2 separate regions of the Mus musculus genome follow, and region 1 is linked to region 2. Evidence: chromatin loops called from intact Hi-C (ENCODE). Cell type or tissue: heart. All regions are shown on one strand. Links, peaks and the distances in the headings refer to the core of each region. The heading gives the core; the rest is flanking DNA.

The links. Hi-C counts contacts between places; a loop is a spot of excess contacts. Peaks named below come from ENCODE experiments on the same cell type or tissue, not always from the same donor. Only the 100,000 strongest peaks of a DNase experiment are listed, where the experiment ranks them.
Region 1: it touches region 2 in a loop (3-fold over the local background); 2 of 42 quality-filtered maps call a loop at or near these places.

What each region holds. Positions count from the first base shown.
Region 1 is chr9:13,249,305-13,257,652 of GRCm38, forward strand. It overlaps Ccdc82 (coiled-coil domain containing 82), which reads left to right. Exons shown (of 9, transcript NM_025534.3): 2 at 1-38; 3 at 2,767-3,494; 4 at 3,922-4,126. The coding sequence starts at 2,781. Among named protein-coding and RNA genes, the nearest start is that of Ccdc82, 6.5 kb to the left of the region's middle. In heart, for the core only: no CTCF peak of the experiment used is centred there; no DNase peak of the experiment used is centred there.
Region 2 is chr9:13,438,861-13,447,208 of GRCm38, forward strand. The region is part of intron 1 of Maml2 (mastermind like transcriptional coactivator 2); the gene reads left to right. Among named protein-coding and RNA genes, the nearest start is that of Phxr4, 12 kb to the left of the region's middle. In heart, for the core only: no CTCF peak of the experiment used is centred there; a DNase peak (open chromatin) is centred at 3,711; H3K27ac peaks cover 1,484 bases.

The DNA.
Region 1 (8,348 bases), core at 145-8,144, 190 kb before region 2:
AATCCCTGCTCTGACACTAACAAGCTTTGTGATATTTGGTAAGTCATTTAAACTATATGTCATTGTCTTTAATATTTACATATGAAGATAAATACTATATTCTTTGTCAGGGTTTAAAAGTAAATATGAAAGTATACTGATCAATTTTAAGTATAAGTTATTTCTTTTATGCCATCATTATGTATAGTCATATGTCTTCTTAATAGAAGGATAGTCTTAATCATTTCTAATGTTGTTCTAGGAAATACCCAGTAAAATAAATGTGCTTTGAGCATGTTCTAGTTTTATAAGAGCAATCTCATGTATGTGAATTTGTTTTGTGTACTAAAATAAAATCATCTTTCACTAAATCATCTATCAATATTTCTTACTGTCCATATTTACTTTTATGTATCTAATGAAACACTATTTGTATTTTTATTGAAGTGTTTTTATTATTTCTCCCAATTCAAACAAGTTTCCTAGAAAGCCATGATTGTGTACTGCACATGTACAAAATTGGCTTATGGAAAATTATATGTTCTTACAAATATTTTTTTTACTCTATGACTTCCAAACATAAGCTGTCTACTTATTCTGGTGTTTAACAAAAGAAAAATTGTTTGAAACTGTTGAAATTAGGTGGAAATATTGGAAAGCAGTGAGGTGTACAAAAAGCATGCTTTGAAGAATGCTAGATTTATGGGTGTTTATAAGATAATTTTCATTATTTACTTTTATTGTTTTTATCTTTTTGGCTTTATAACCAAGTATAACTCAAATAGATTATAGATTATAACCAACTATAATTCAAATAGGCCATTTGGTTTACTAATTGGTATGCATTACTTATTATTTCTATTACATTAATTATATCCTGTAGCAGATACTATCACAAACTTACATTTCAGCCTATGCTATACAGATCATCTTTAGTGTATAATCTTATAATTTCTGTTGTTCTGATTTTATATGAGAAGTTACCATTATATGGAGATATATTACCTTATAACCATATCAGGATTAGTACAATTAAATGATTGATACATTCTTTCCTTTTCCAAGTAATAATTTTGGAACACTGTAAACTTGGTCCAGCAATGCCAGCATTGCTTAAAATTATTTTGGCTATGTAGCTTTGATACTACCCTCATAGTTAGTTACACATTTTAAAAATATTTTTCAATGACAGTTAATCTTTATTTTATAAACATTTCTCTTTCTCTAAGCTTCTAACAGTCCCTTAGAAGTGAAACAAATTAAGTGGATGTTTGAAGCTAATGTTTGTAATAAAAAACATGAGCAGTATGATTATTTCTACAGTCTTGGATTATTTTTGCTTTAAGGTTCTACTATTGTTTTATCCTTTGATGATATTATGAGTAATGGGAAGACAAGAAATATGGGCTATTGTAGAATAATATCATAATAATTTCCATAAGCTCTTATACATGTATAATGAGGTCATATTGCTTTGTGATTCTCTTCCTTTGCAACCACAAAAGTATATATATGTTATTAAATTTCTAGTTATCTTACCTGTCAGTAGTTTAATACATGCTTGTGATAAATTTAGTGAAATATATTTTATAAATTCATGAGCTGATAGCTTTTTTCTTCCTTATACAATGTTCTGCTTTACCATGAAACTTTTCTTACCATTTTCATTTGACTATGTTATTGTATTTTTAGTAAATTTCGTTGGATTATTCTGTACATTTTACGTGTAGTATAACTCCATTTACACTTCGCTAAGGAATATAGCTGCAACAGTCTTATCAGATAGATTATCTCTCAGCATTGCATTGTCATCTCTTTTATATCCATTATTGTAACTTTGTTCATGTAACTTGTGGCTTCATGTGATTTCTGTTCCAAATTAAATCCTTCTTTGCCTGAGGACAAATCATGTTTTAATTCCATGTATTTGTGTGTTGGACACATATATGCAACATATGTGGGTTTGCTCACCAATGCAGGTATTTGACCAAACTAGAGATAGATGTAGTGATATCTTACTCAGTTGTTTCTTGGCATTATTTTTTGAAACAACACTTCTCACTAAATCTAGAACTTGCCATTTCAGTTGGACTGATAGGGCAAGGAACCACCTGTTAAGATTCACCCGTCTCTGTCCCCTTCTGGGCTTTGTGTGCACTGCCACACCCAGTTTTCATGTGTGTGATAGGGATCTTAACCCAGGTCCTCATGCTTTCAGGGCAAACAAGTTTACCCAGTAAGCCACCTCCAAGCCATATCTTTGTAATTTCATGGTTTTCTGTTCTTGTCTCATTGCTCCTGTCGGAAGCTGTCTAACCCTTTTCAGTGATACTTATTAACTAAGTATAGCATGTTCATTATCAGCACCAGTTTTGTGTGCACCACACTAACTTGTCTGAAATTATTTTGGTGAACTAATTGCCTTACTAATCTTTCTATATCTTGACATTTCTATCACATTTATTTTTATTATTAACACTGACTACTTCAATTTTTCTTAATTATGTTTGCATCCTTAAGTTTAATTCAGTTTTCTAAAGGATACAAGAACATGATTTTTCCTCTGTATTCTTTTCAGCACAACATAATTAAGAATAAGTGTTCATAAAAATAATAGTTGTTCAATTAATTATTTTAATATTAACTGTTCTGTGATTTTTTAACTCCAGTATTTCATGTGATTCATGCCTTTGTGAACTATTTAATGAATTCAAATTAATGTGTACCTTGTTTTCATTGCTGTAATCTGGTTGTCACGGTTATGTTCCTAATAACTTTCTTTTATAGAAGCTTAAGTGAAAATGGTACATGTTAGAAGACACGAAACAAGAAAAAATTCTAAAACCCAAAAACCTGAACAAAAATCTCGAGTTGATTGGCATCGGACTAAAAGAAGCATCTCACAGTTATTTGATAGTGATGAAGAGCTAGATAGTAATGAGGAACTTGACAGCGATGAAGAGCATGATAGTGGGGAAAGTATTGACAGTGATGAAGAGCTTGATATTAGCAAGAAGTCTGATATTAATGAACTACCAGAAAAGGAAACAGAGCTTAAATTAATCAAAGTTGAAAGTCAGGGAAGCAACAGTAAACATCTTACAAACACCAGCAATAGTTCAGCAGATGAAGAACAACTGAAGGAAACCAAACATAATGACTTACCAGATGATGAAGCTCACCCTGGTCAAGCAGAGAATCATCACAACAGACACACTGGGCAAATCCTAGAGGAAGATATGGAAGATGAATACATCAAGCCAGGAAAAAGAAAAAGGCTGTCCTCTGTGATGTATGACAGTGATGAGAGCGATGACAGTGATATCCTAATTAGAAAAGCAAGTGCTAAACACCCACGCAGGGTGGTCGAGGATGAATGTTCTTCATTGGAAATGGAGCAAGAAACTCCTGAGAAGTCATCAGCTGCTCGAAAGCGAGAATACCACCAGAAGCTACAGGAGCTTTCTGAGAGATCACGCCAGAGACGGAGGCGCAATAGTGGTAGAAATTTTGAGGTGTGTTTTATTTTGTTTGGTTTATTATTGTTGAATTTTTACTTGAAAGTAGATTCTATAAACATTAAAGTACTGACTCTATTCTATTTTCAATAAGGCTAGAGCTTTAAAATAAGCATTTCTAAATGTCATAATGTACTATTGTATTTAATAATAACATTTTATTGTTTGCCCCACTTTCCTTTAAAAATATATCAAAACTGTTTGTTGTTCTGTATGATCTTTCCCAATCATAATTGCTCATATTCTTAATTCATTTTAAACATTTTACCAAACATAACCAAAATTTATAGTTCCTCGGTTTTAAAAGTTCAGTAGTTAGCTTTAAAATGTGTAAAAGTTTTAGGCTTTCAGATTTAATTTTAAAGCCATGCTGGCTGTTTTAAAGGCACGATGTTTACTGAAGCATTTCCTCTCATTTAATTAGGACTCTGAAAAGGACTCTTGTTCAGGCACTGGTGAGGAGGATGAAGATGAGGACGAGGATGATTACAGATATGATGAAGATGGGGATGATTACATGATTGATGATTTTGTAGTGCGAAATGAGGAAGGCGATGACGAGAATAGCAATCAACAAGGAGAAAATCTGACTACATCACAACTGAAATTAGTAAAACAGAATTCTCTTTGTAAGTTAAATATGAAGCAAGGTTTCTGCCTTGTTCAAATCATTATATAATGCATCAAAGCTTACTAATATCATCTTCTAAAACATTTGGTTAGGAATTATGGTTTTTATGTTTGAGTATTTTAAATTTGACAATAAAAGTTTATTCCAGTGATTTAAGGAATTCATTTCCCTTTTATACTAATGATCCCCCAGGAAACAAGCATTTTTATCAGGCTAACTTTATCAGTATTTACCACTGTAAATACAATTTAAAACACATTTATTAATTAGAAAACACACTATATTTTATGGTAACATTTTATGGCAAATAACTGTTTTCCAAAAAAGGAGGCTGGCATTCTTTTACATACTTTGAAATAGTTTTGAATATATGTTTTAAATTATATATATGTATGTATACCTGTGTGAGTTTATCCACACTATATGCATGCAAACAGGTGCTCGCAGAAGCACCTGGAACTGGAATTAAAGCCAGTTGTAAGCCTGCTGATGTGGGTATTGGGAACCTGACCCTGTCCTCTGGAAGAGCAGTAAGCGCTGTGAACCACATAGCCACCTCTCCTGCCCTTCTAGTTATCTTTAATGTTGATCTTACTGGAAGGCAGCTGAATTCTTGTATCTGAACAGCTTTCAGTCTGTCCTAATGTGCTGTTTTGTTGAAGTACATGAAACAGTTTTGCCTCATACTAACATGCAGCTGGAAAAGGGAAGAACATCTTTATATTGTTTCCATAATAATTGATATTCTTATCAGATAATGTTAATACACAAAAATTTGGCCAATGATAATTTCCTGAAAGTTAGTTGTACTATGGAAGCTGAAACCATATAAAAGAACTTTTAACACTCATAGTACAAACCATTGGCAATCTTGCATTTTATAGGCTATTTTACCCATGTATGATTTTATTACAGGACATTGGTCATTTGGAAAATACTGGTTTGCTGATATTCTGTATTTTCACATGTATATGTTTAGTTTACATCTGTTAACATTTTAATTGCATCAAAATATCCTCATAATATTGAGAAGCTACCATATGCAGTTACTACATATCTGTTTTTCGGAACTATGATTTCTACTTAAACACTTGGCTTTATTTATTGGCAACCAACACAGTAAATTATAATTAAAGTTTTGACAGGATTGCTTGTTCCTTCTTGAGAAGACATTTGACAAATATTACTGAATATCCAACTTATCATTGTTCTTTGAAGAAGTTGTTTCATGACAGATGGAGCTTTACTCCTGTTATAACAGTTGCATGGATGAGTTTTCCTCAGAACTTCCAGTCTGTTTTGTTATGCAGTATAAGTTTTTCCTACATAGTACTAAAGGACGTGCATATTAAAGATTAATGAAAGTGATCAGTTTTACTGTTTCATCAAGGGTATTCCTAGGCAATTGGATAATTTTTATCACCAGAGCCTCACTGTGGTGACTGACATCATAGTTAGTTGTTTGGTGCTAGTGCTCTGCTTTTTGTGAGGGGCAGCTGTTTTGTCAGTTGTACAGTGAAAATATCAGAAAAATATGGTATTTTAATATTGATAACTGTGGATCTTGCTGGTATCTTTAAATAGACATTAGACAGCGCACTTACTTTAAAATTACTGTTTTTTTAAAAATCAGGGATTTAAATCTTCACACAATAAAGACTACCAAAAATAGAAAAATTTCTCTCTCTCTCTCTCTCTCTCTCTCTCTCTCTCTCTCTCTCCCTCTCTCTCTCTCTCTCCCCTATCTAGTCTCCCCCTCTCTTTCCCTCTCTCTGTCTCTCTTTACCTTACCCCCCCGTGTGTATATGTGTGTGTAATTAATAAAATTATAAATAAAAGAATTTGAAAAGTTGGGGGACATTTAAATATGCATATCACCAATTGGATCCATATAATTGTATATAAGTTCAAAGATTTTTTTCATGAAGTTTTATAGTTCACAGAAACAGGTTGATATATTAAAGAATAGAGTCTTCCTAAATAATTATTTTAAGAAGTATAACATTTTGTATAACAAAATTAAGTATGAGTTTAACTTATATCCCACAACTTTTAATGAAACAGTAGGCAGAAATATGATTCCTACTTTAGGAAACTTGACAAATTAAGGAAGAAAGCAAGGCATTTCCAAGTTAATCTTTAACTTTCTTGAATCAACAGGTACAGGTTCATTTGCCACTTAGGTATTTACATCATAAGAACACTCAATTAGGAGATATACTATCATTATAGATTCTTTATAGAGACTGCATTAAATAAGCACAAGACTAGTATATGTAAACTACTTCTAATTCCTTCTCTACCTACTCCTTTCTGCTTGCTGTATTTTAATGGAAGTTTGGGAATTAGAGAAATTTTGAATGAAAATTAGAACTGTCATGTCCTCACTCACCTCTTACACTGGTTTGATACCTTTGTTACAAATGATGATACAATTGATGATACTGTCTTGATACATTAAACTTATTCATAGTTCCCATTCGAGCCCTCTTTTGGCTTGTACCTCTGTGGATTTTGACTACTGTCTAATGACAGATACCTACCATAATGATTTCAGTGTCCTAAAATGTTCTTTATCTGTTATAGTTTATGGTAGGCTTTCTGAAGACTTGTGTATGTGACTACTTGAACAATGGTTGTGGCACTGTTTGGGGGGGGGTGCTGTGAAACTTTAGGTGGTAGGACATAGCTGGAAGAAGCAAGTTTCTAGGGAGTAGGTTATAGCTCAGGAGTTATAGCTCAAACTCTGCTTATGGCTCTCGCTGTTGTCATTTTCCCTTCACTGTGATATAATCAGCCTCATGCCTCTGCCTACATAGCTGCAAGCTGTTCTTGCTGTCGTGAACTATACTCTGAAACAATAAACCAAAATAAATTCTTCCTTCCTTAGGTTACTTCTTGTTAAGTGTTTAATTACAGCAATTTGTCAAGTAGTAAATGTGCATTCCCATCTTTTCCTAGAGCCATAGGAAACCACTTATTTGGGTTTGTTGCCATAGTTTTTAACATTTCCAGTATGTCACAGAATTATTAAGAACACCACAGCGTGTAAGTTTTCCTATTGGTTTCTTCACCCAACTGTGCATCTTCAGTTTTTTTCCCATGGCTAAACAGGTGCCATAACTCATTTATTTTCATTGCTAAGTAAAAATGCATTGTATGGATTTGCCACAGTTTATGCACTCATCTGTTGAAAAACATCTTGCTTCTTTCCATGTTTTGGTAATTATAAATAAAACTAATATCTACACGTGTGTTCAGAATTTTCTGTGGACAGAAGACTGTATCACACTTGAATAAATTCCAGAGAGTACTGGCTTTACTTTTAATATTAAATATCTCAGCCTCAGGGGTTTGTGTTTCATATTCCATGCAAACTATTTTATTTTGTGTGTTCTGTACTTGCAGTAGTCTCATTCAACAGGCTGTGTTTTCCTCAACTGATAACAGTATTCTTGTTCTTCCTTTCTTGAGTTGACATGTTCTATTCTCTTTTTACTTGTTTCCTGTATGATTACAGAGTAATAAACAGTGACACTGGATAACCTCTGCTTACCAGCATACTCTTCAGTCCTTATGTTAACCCTGCATTGTTTTGCTGCGATTGGCCACTATCACTCCTGAATGTTCCTCCTCTTCTGTAGCTTCTGTATTACCACTGTCCCCTGCCTTTCCTTTGGATTATGACACTAATCTTTCCCAATTTTGCCATTCATCTTTTGTATATCCCAGGACTTCATCAACTGCCTTCATTTTGCTTGTACTTAGAGCAGTTTGCCACTACTTTAGCCTAGTATATAAGCAAAAACTCCCTAATATTTAGCTTCAGGCAAGATTTCTCCTGAGTATAATGTCCACATTTTCATCAACTTGTTGAGTATGTTTATATGATTATCTCTTAGACGTCTTGAGCTCAATAGGTAGAACACTAAGTAAGATATAGTGTAAGAGTTGGAGAAGTACATCAACTCTTGTCAGGGTGGCTAGATCATTTCATACATTTATCAGGACTGGACATAAAAAAGATTTTTTTTGGCAAGTAAAAAAAAGACCAGTGAAATAAGTATCTGATTTCTGAAAGAAAAGGCTAGACGGTTAACTGTCTTCGCTCTTTGCTGTATTCCTATGCACTTATCTTTTTCTTTTTAATTTCTTTTTACTTCATTTAAGATAAGATTTTACATTGTTGCCTAGGCTGCCCTAGAGCTCACCATGTAGCC
Region 2 (8,348 bases), core at 96-8,095:
CTTAGCTACATTTGGTTCAAGCACAGATGCAGTCTACAAGGTAAACTTGTACATGGCAGTCCACACAAGTCATGTGTCATATAAATTGGATCTTGGAGTGATAACATTAGTATACAGGTATTCTGAAAGTCCTGAGAACATCACTCTGCCTTGGGGCTCTTGGGTTGCCTCACATTGTGCTGGGAATCAATTCTGTGACCCAGCCATTACTCCCAGAGTCCGGTCACTGGGAGGAGTTCCTAGGCAAAAGTATTATAAACCCAAGAGAAAAGGATCCTGCTGACGTGTGTACTCTTCACAGAGCCTATAGCTGGCACAACATTTTCTGATGAAATGGTGAGGTGCATGCGTTTACAGCCATCATGGATGATGATGAATGAAGGAGATGCAAATATCACTTCCAAAAGAACTCTAAGAGGCTTCAACTAAAATACTACCAATAAAACATAAAATACTTCTACCACATGAGAGGGAAGAAGAATATAATGAAAAGGTTAATTCACACAGTAAGATTTTATTTACTCCTTTTTTCTGAAATATGAAATATATGAAGTACAACTAAGTAGGTAATATGCACAAAAAAGGGGAAAAGTTCACCTGTGAGTAGAATACTGTATATACAAGGGTCAGCAAGATGGCTCAGAGAGGGGACGTGTTTCCTGTCCAGGCAGACAGCCTGAGTTCCCTCCCTAGGATCCTCATCAGAGAAGGAGAGGACTGACTTTCACAGATTGTCCTCTGATCTAATTATACACTGAATAGATAAATACATAAAATAAAATCAAAATTATAACAATTTTGTAAAAAGCCAAACAAAAGCGAGAAGAAGCCTTATGGCCAGAGACTGCACAGGTGTGTGTGTGTGTGTGTGTGTGTGTGTGTGTGTGTGTGTGTGTGTGTGTGTGGTGAGAACTTTGGGTCTTCATCGTGATTCAATGCAGTGTTCTACTTAGCTAATAATAGTGATTCAGAGATAAAGAGACACTGACTGGAATGCACAGAAGATATTCTTTGAGAAGTGACTAATACCACTCCTCAGAATTCCATCCAATCCGTGAAAGAAAATTCAGTTGGGGTTAATATTAAATATTTGCAGTTTTCTTCATACAAAACTACATCTCCATCAGATTTTAACACGTAGTGGGCAAAGGGTGTGCACGTGGTTCTGGTGACCTGGGGTGAAGCAGATCTGAGGCGCTTGCTGTCCCTGTCCCACTCCTCTGTTGGCCTAATCTGACAGTTAGTTGGCTGTCTGTGCGGGTAAACTGTGCTCATTTTCAGTCTTGTTGAAGAAACAGGACAGAAGCAGAAGGGGACTTTTGGTAGTAGTGCTAACATTGGTACTAGCAGCTTTGTCAATTGATATTTGATGAACCGAGTTCTCCCTACCATCTCTTCCAGCCACCAGGGTGCCATTTTGAGCATCAGAGTGCTAAATAGATGGTTCTCTGCTGGGTTGAAAGAGTCTCCGAAAATCCCTCAGAATTCAGTTATTGCCAGAGAGTGAGGGAAGCTGTGGATGGGTGTAAAGCAGCCAGTGTCTCCAGAGTGTCTGAATTCACCAGGAGTGCTGAAGTGACCACATACCCTGTGTTAGGACAAAATGGCTGCCACCTGTCAGGGAAGGGTGACCCCAGGGGAGTCAGTGGCCATTCTTTGTCAAAGGAGGGAAGGTGAACTGCTCCCAAGTATCAGGAAAGTGGGAGGAGTCAGAGGTCTTAATTTTGCCTGATTCTAATTATTAATTTAATTAGAATCTGTGGTCTGATTCTTTCCCAACATTTTAAGTACTTTTATATGTGAAAATAAAACCTAGATATTTGCTTATAAAAATGCTTGGAAGTAAACAAAAAATGGAGGCTGAGGAGATTTGAATATGTGCTGTTGTATTCCTAGTTATAGGAATATGTCAGAATATTAGAATGTTCTAATGTCCTAGGCACAGGATGTTGGACATAGGGAAGAAATACAAGATGCCAAATAAAACACACTCTGCCAAAAGCCACCATGCACACCTCTCCATTCCACCTGCGTTTCTTCTACACAAATTTCCTCACAACCATCCCAAGCTGGTTACATCTATTAACTACTATGAGCTTAACTAAATACCCAGAGGTGTCTGAGGACTGTCGATACATCACAGTGTACACTTAAGACTGATGCTTATAGAAACACTAGGGAGTCCGCTGACAAGGGCGGCAGGATACATGAATTAGAACTGTGAGCACTGCGTTTCAAATCTGTGAACAAAGTCATCTGTCATTTACTCTCTGCTGAGGTCGTTGCGATTCCATAGACCCTCAAGATGAGCCTGTGAATAGAAGGGTACTCCACAGTACTCAAGTCTCTGTATCCTCTTTGATTTTTGCCTGCTGGCTAATTATATAATAGTGTACTTGTGCTTGAAGGCTAACAGAGTAGGAGCTAAATAATGGCACCTCTACTACTTCAGCCCTGTACAGAGTTAACGGGTTGAGAAAAAAGTTATCTCCACAGAGCACTGTTGTTCTAAGCTCTGGTCTTAGAAAGCCAGGTTTTAGATGCATGATCTGGCCTCTCCCAGTGTTTCCTATCATTCTGCTTTTTGAGATTGAAGGACTAAAACAGAATTCTGGTCACAGACATGCTTAGTAAAGGGATCAGACCCCAACTTTATCATAGCCATTTTCCTACCAACATCTCTCCAACTTTGCATACCCTGCCACATCCATGAAGTTAGAATAAACACAAATTACTTGTTTTAAATCATGTGCTGAAAATTTAGTCTACTGGCTTGGTGTTTTAGCAGAGAGTGTGTATTTTCTTTTAAGTTTTATTGACTTTGTGTTTAGGTATCACTGTGATAAAATTATATTTACTTGTAGATACAGAATTTTAAAATACCTTTGAGGTTTTGCCAAAACTTTATTCCATTCGTGCTGGTGTCCAGTGCGAAACTGGGCTAACAGAGTTGTGAGCAGTGGTGCACCATTGAACCATTGCACCATTGCATGCTGGGTTTCTGTTATGGAACCAGCTGGGGCGTGTGTGGTGTACTTTCTACCTTGTTCTAGATGGTAGCCAAACAGAACAGAATTCTGGTCCTGGTAAAAGATATTTTAGGTCTAGAGAGGTAGCTCAGTGGGTAACAGTGCTCACAAGCATGAGGACCAGAGTTGACATAAAACCCACACGTGGGAAACAGTGACAGTCTAATGCCAAGAGCCAGCTAGCCTCCAGCGTAATCAAAATAGACAGCTCCCGAGTCATTGAGATACCCCGCTTCAAGTGGAAAGGCAGAGGGTGGTAGGCAGAGCAGAATGCCCAATGTCCTCTTCTGGCCACAGTGGGCACACATGGGCATGCACACCTGTACACACAAGCACACAATCAGTCACATGCACACACAGGAACACACAGGAACATACACACACACTCATGTGCACACTCATTCACTGCACATTTACTCTGAGATTTCAATTCCTTTGTTTTTATTTTCCTTTGTGCCATGAAGTAGTTCCATATTGAATAAGGATAGAATATTTCCTGTGGCTTTTCAGGTGGTTTCCCAGATTTGTCACTCAGATTTATAATGTCTAGTGTAAATATTTCACCAGCGTAGAAAGATATGCAACTCTGGTCAGCTTCAGCGCTCCAGGGTTCAGTGTCTCCAGTGACTCGGTGACTCAGCTGATAAGCCCTTCCTTCCGCACACTCTGGGAGAGGCACTGAGGCTTGGTTTCCCTCCGCAGTTTAGCCATTGGCACTCCTCACACAGAGTCAAAATCCCAGAACTACGGAGAAGAGCATGCTGATGCGAAGACCATTGAAAGAGGGCACAGACACTAGGTTCTCCCACTCGAAGGTAGACGAGGAGTTATGGCTCTGTTTTGTACTTAATTACTCTAAAATCATCTTACATCGGGTCGCCCGTCAGGACCCTCACAGTTTGATACTGGAAGTCATTCCACACGAGACATGGGGCGCATGTCTGTAACCCCAGCACTGGGAAGCAGACGCATGGAGATAGGATATTTTAGGCCAGCCTGAGCTAGCTATGAGACCCCAGTTCAATCACAAGCACATTCACAGTATATTGGGGGGAAAATTATCTTAATAAAAAGGAGACAAGATAAAAATCAAAGTAGATATTTCTATGATGTGTTTATATGACATTAACTTTTCTTAGCTTTTTTTTTTTTTTTTAAAAATCTGGATTGCCTTGTCAAAGAACCACTAGAAAGACTGTGGCCACTGGTGAGGCATAAAATTTGAGTTTTTGCTTCAAAAATTAATTAATCCACCCAAGGAGCAAAGCATAAACAGGCATTCACATAATCTCTACTCTTACATCCTCCACAGGGGTTTCAGGAGATTAATTTTCCCAAAAGGGCCTCTCAAGTTGATATCAGCTTCTCTTTGGGATATGTGTATGTGTATGTGTATGTGTATGTGTATGTGTATGTGTATGTGTATGTGTATGTGTGTGTGTGTGTGTATGTATGTGTGTGTGTGTGTGTGTGTGTGTATGTGTGTATGTGTTTGTGTATGTGTATGTGTATGTGTGTGTATGTATGTGTATGTGTGTGTGTGTGTGTTTATGTGTGTGTGTGTATGTGTGTGTGTGTATATGTATGTGTATGTGTATGTGTATGTGTATGTGTATGTGTATGTGTATGTGTATGTGTATGTGTATGTGTATGTGTATGTGTATTCTGGCTTTGGTCCTTTGTTACAAAGAAGGTTAGCAGATGTTGTTAATCAAATGCATTTAAGAGAGCTGTGGCTTTTCACTTCCTCCCGTGATGTAACACTCTTACAATAGCAGGTTGACTGAGGCCTTTCTAGGAAACTATCTGATGACAATACCCTCTGCTGTTGGAAGCTCTGTTAGTGTCTTTCTGCTGAGCTGGTAAGTGTTGGCTGCTGAGCTCTTTGTACACTTCCTGTGGAGTATTCTCATCACTGGAACACATGAAACATAGACTGACTCAGGGAAAGGTTAGACTTGGAAACTGAGGCAAAACAAAAGCTAGTTTTCTTTATTTCCTCATATACATTTTTTTCAGCACCAGGACTTATATGTACTTATTTTGTACACATTGAGAAGTCATAGTAATTGATTCAATAAACAGTAATACTAACTCATCTGTAACAAGCCTGTAACAGGAAGTGATGAAATCAGAGAGGGCCAGTAAGAACAGATATGTCTGTAAACACCATAATGGTACATGCTCATCTTAAAGAGTAATAAAAAAATTAAAAGAATTCTCAAAAAGAAAAAAAAAGATAGCTACCAAATACCTGCAGTTTGCCAGATTTCAGGCTCATTTTACACAATGAGAATACCTTCTTCCCTTGGTGGGACTCAAAGTCCCAGTAAAGAATAAACACACAAAAAATATTTGTGACATACATTTTTGCTATTTATTATGTATGTGTGTGTGCACGTGTGTGTGTACATGCATGTGTGCCTGTGTGTGTGTGTGTGTGTGTGTGTGTGTATGTGTGTGGTGTGTGTATTGTGTGTGTGTATGTGCCTGTGTGTGTGTGTGTATGTGCCTCTGTGTGTGTGTGTATGTGTGTGTGTATGTGTTTGTGTATGTGTGTATGTGTGTGTATGTATGTGTATGTGTGTGTGTGTGTATGTGCCTGTGTGTGTGTGTGTGTGTGTGTGTGTGTGTGTATGTGTGTGTGTGAACTTATCCTAGCATCTCAATGATGTTAAGTACACACTTGATTCTGAGGTTTACCCCTAACGTTGAGATTGATGAAGGAAGAATATTCATGGAGATTTTTTAAGGCAACGTGAAGATGTTGTTCTTTTATTATTTCCATAACCATGAATGTTAATATTCATAAAAATATACACTGCTTTCCTACCAGGTTTCTGGCTGTATATAGGAGGAGCTCAGAGCCTATTTGTAAATGCAACTGACTGGGGAATGCCCTAGGTGCTTCTGCTTTATTTATTTTTATCATGCATGTGTGCATCAGTGTACCACAGCATGCATGTCAGAGGACAACCTCTGTATCTGTCTGTGTTAGTCTGTATCTTCCACCTTATTTGAAGAGTCTCCCATCAATCACCTCTGCCTACACATGGCCAGCTCTCAAAAGCCCCTGGGCATTGTACTTTTGCTTGGTGGAAGAGTGCTAGGATTGCAGATGAGCTATTGCACCCAGCTTTTCATGAGTTCCGAGAGCCCAACAGGCAGGTTGTCACACCTACATGGTAAGTGCTTTACCCACAGAGCTGTCTCCTCAGATCCTCATGGCCACATTGCAAGATCGGAATGCTGTTAACTCTCAGAATCCAGAAGAACCCTTGCAGTTATTAAGAAGAAGGTTCATGATTAGGCTAGTTTTAAGAGTAAGACGTTGCTCCTATGTGAGGTGAGATCACGGAAAGAGATGGACCAATAGGAAGGAAGTAGACCAAAGGATGGTAAGGACTATGTGGCATACAGTGAATCAGCAAGTGAGATGTGCAAGTGGAGGCATCCACTGAAAACAAACAGCCTTAGAACTCTAAAGGACTCATATTCAGGGAAAATGATTTAAAAGTTACTCATGCTGGCATGGTGATTCACAGAAGGATTGCCATGAGTTTGAGACCAGCCTGGGTTATGCAGTGAATACCAAGTGAGACAGGACTATAGGGCAAGACCTGTCTCTAAATAAATAAATAAATAAAACCCAAAACCTTTGAAACTTAAGAATTAGAGCCACATATATGCCTTTTAAAATGACATTGGTGGAGATATAAAATGAAAACTTGCACCACATTATGAAATGGTTACATTTGGAGCATACAGGCAGAGAAATGGTTTTCCTTTGACCCATGGTCAAAAAGTGAAAGTCACATTAAAAATGTGTCATTATGTGCACTCAGATGCTACAGGGAGATGTGAGAAAGTGAGTCTTAAAGGGCAATGTGAGGAGGATCCCCGTGCATCCCACATGTGAACATTGAGACATGGCTCTCTTAATGTTGTTATCCATGGTTCTGCAGCCCAAAGTCCACAGGTTGAGTATGCCTGGGAGAGGGAAAACCAGGTAATTCCAGGAAAACTTTGAGGGTAGAAGGCACTTATGGTCCCATGGAAGACACAGGAACAGAGGCAGACTTTGAAGAAAATGCTCAATGGCTTTAATGCCACCTGAAGCTAGCTAAAGATCATAATAGTTTTCCTTTAGATTACAATGACACGTTAGTTTTTCAGATAGAAATGAATAAGCAACTGCAGAGGAAAGAAGAACTTGGGGTGTAAAAGAAGCAGGACTAAATTGAGGTGCATTTGGTTCCATCAGGAACGGTGGGGTCGCACACTTCTGAAACCAGCAGGATGCTGGAAGTTGAAGGGCAGATGTTGGTGGCCCCTGTGCTTCCCAGGGCCATGCTTCTCCAGTTCTGGAGCACAGTGGCCAGGACCACAGTTCCCACACTTTTAGACATCTCTAGAAGAAAGCTCAAGCTCCATAATGTCCAGGTTTTCAAGAGCAAACAGAGACATTTGCTGGTGTACTCTCTTTTAACCACACACTGTAACTACACACTGTAACCACAGGTAGAAACTGTGACACACTGTAACCACACATAGACACTGTGACACACTCTAACCACACTGTGACACACTCTAACCACTGTGACACACTGTAACCACACTGTGACACTGTGATCACTGTGACACACTGTAACCACGCTGTGACACTGTGATCAACAGCACCTCACAGCTTCTTGATTACTCTTCCTAGCATCCATGGCAAGTGCTCTCTCTCTCTCTCTCTCTCTCTCTCTCTCTCTCTCTCTCTCTCTCTCTCTCTCTCTCTCTCTCTCTCGTATACACACACACGCACACACACACACACACACACACACACACACACACACACACACACACACATACACAGAGACTACGTAGAGAACTGCTGCACTCACACAGCCAAGGGGAGAGTCTGGAATGAGCTCCTTTCCTTGAGGTCTTGTTAATAAAGTGATGTGAGATCCAAACAGACAAGGGGACTATGGTCAGACTTGGATAGAAGGGCTGATATAGAGGCTAACAAGTCTGCAGTGGGCAGAGAGAAAGGAAAGGGAGAGAAGGGGCAAAGGAACTGAGAGAGCAGGAGAGGACAGGCACCCCACACCACGACAGTCACCATTTTTTTAGTTTACAGCATCGTTAGCTTTGAGTTTTATCTGATCTAAAGTTAAAGTTTGTGGGTTGCACAATCCTTTGTTTGCCCCCTGTTGATGGATTGGTTCCTGCTTTCCTGAGTTTTTAATGGAAACAATTATATCATATAAGAAACTATCTCGCTTGTTTCTAGTCCCTGGCATCATATATGGAAAAATGCAGCCATCA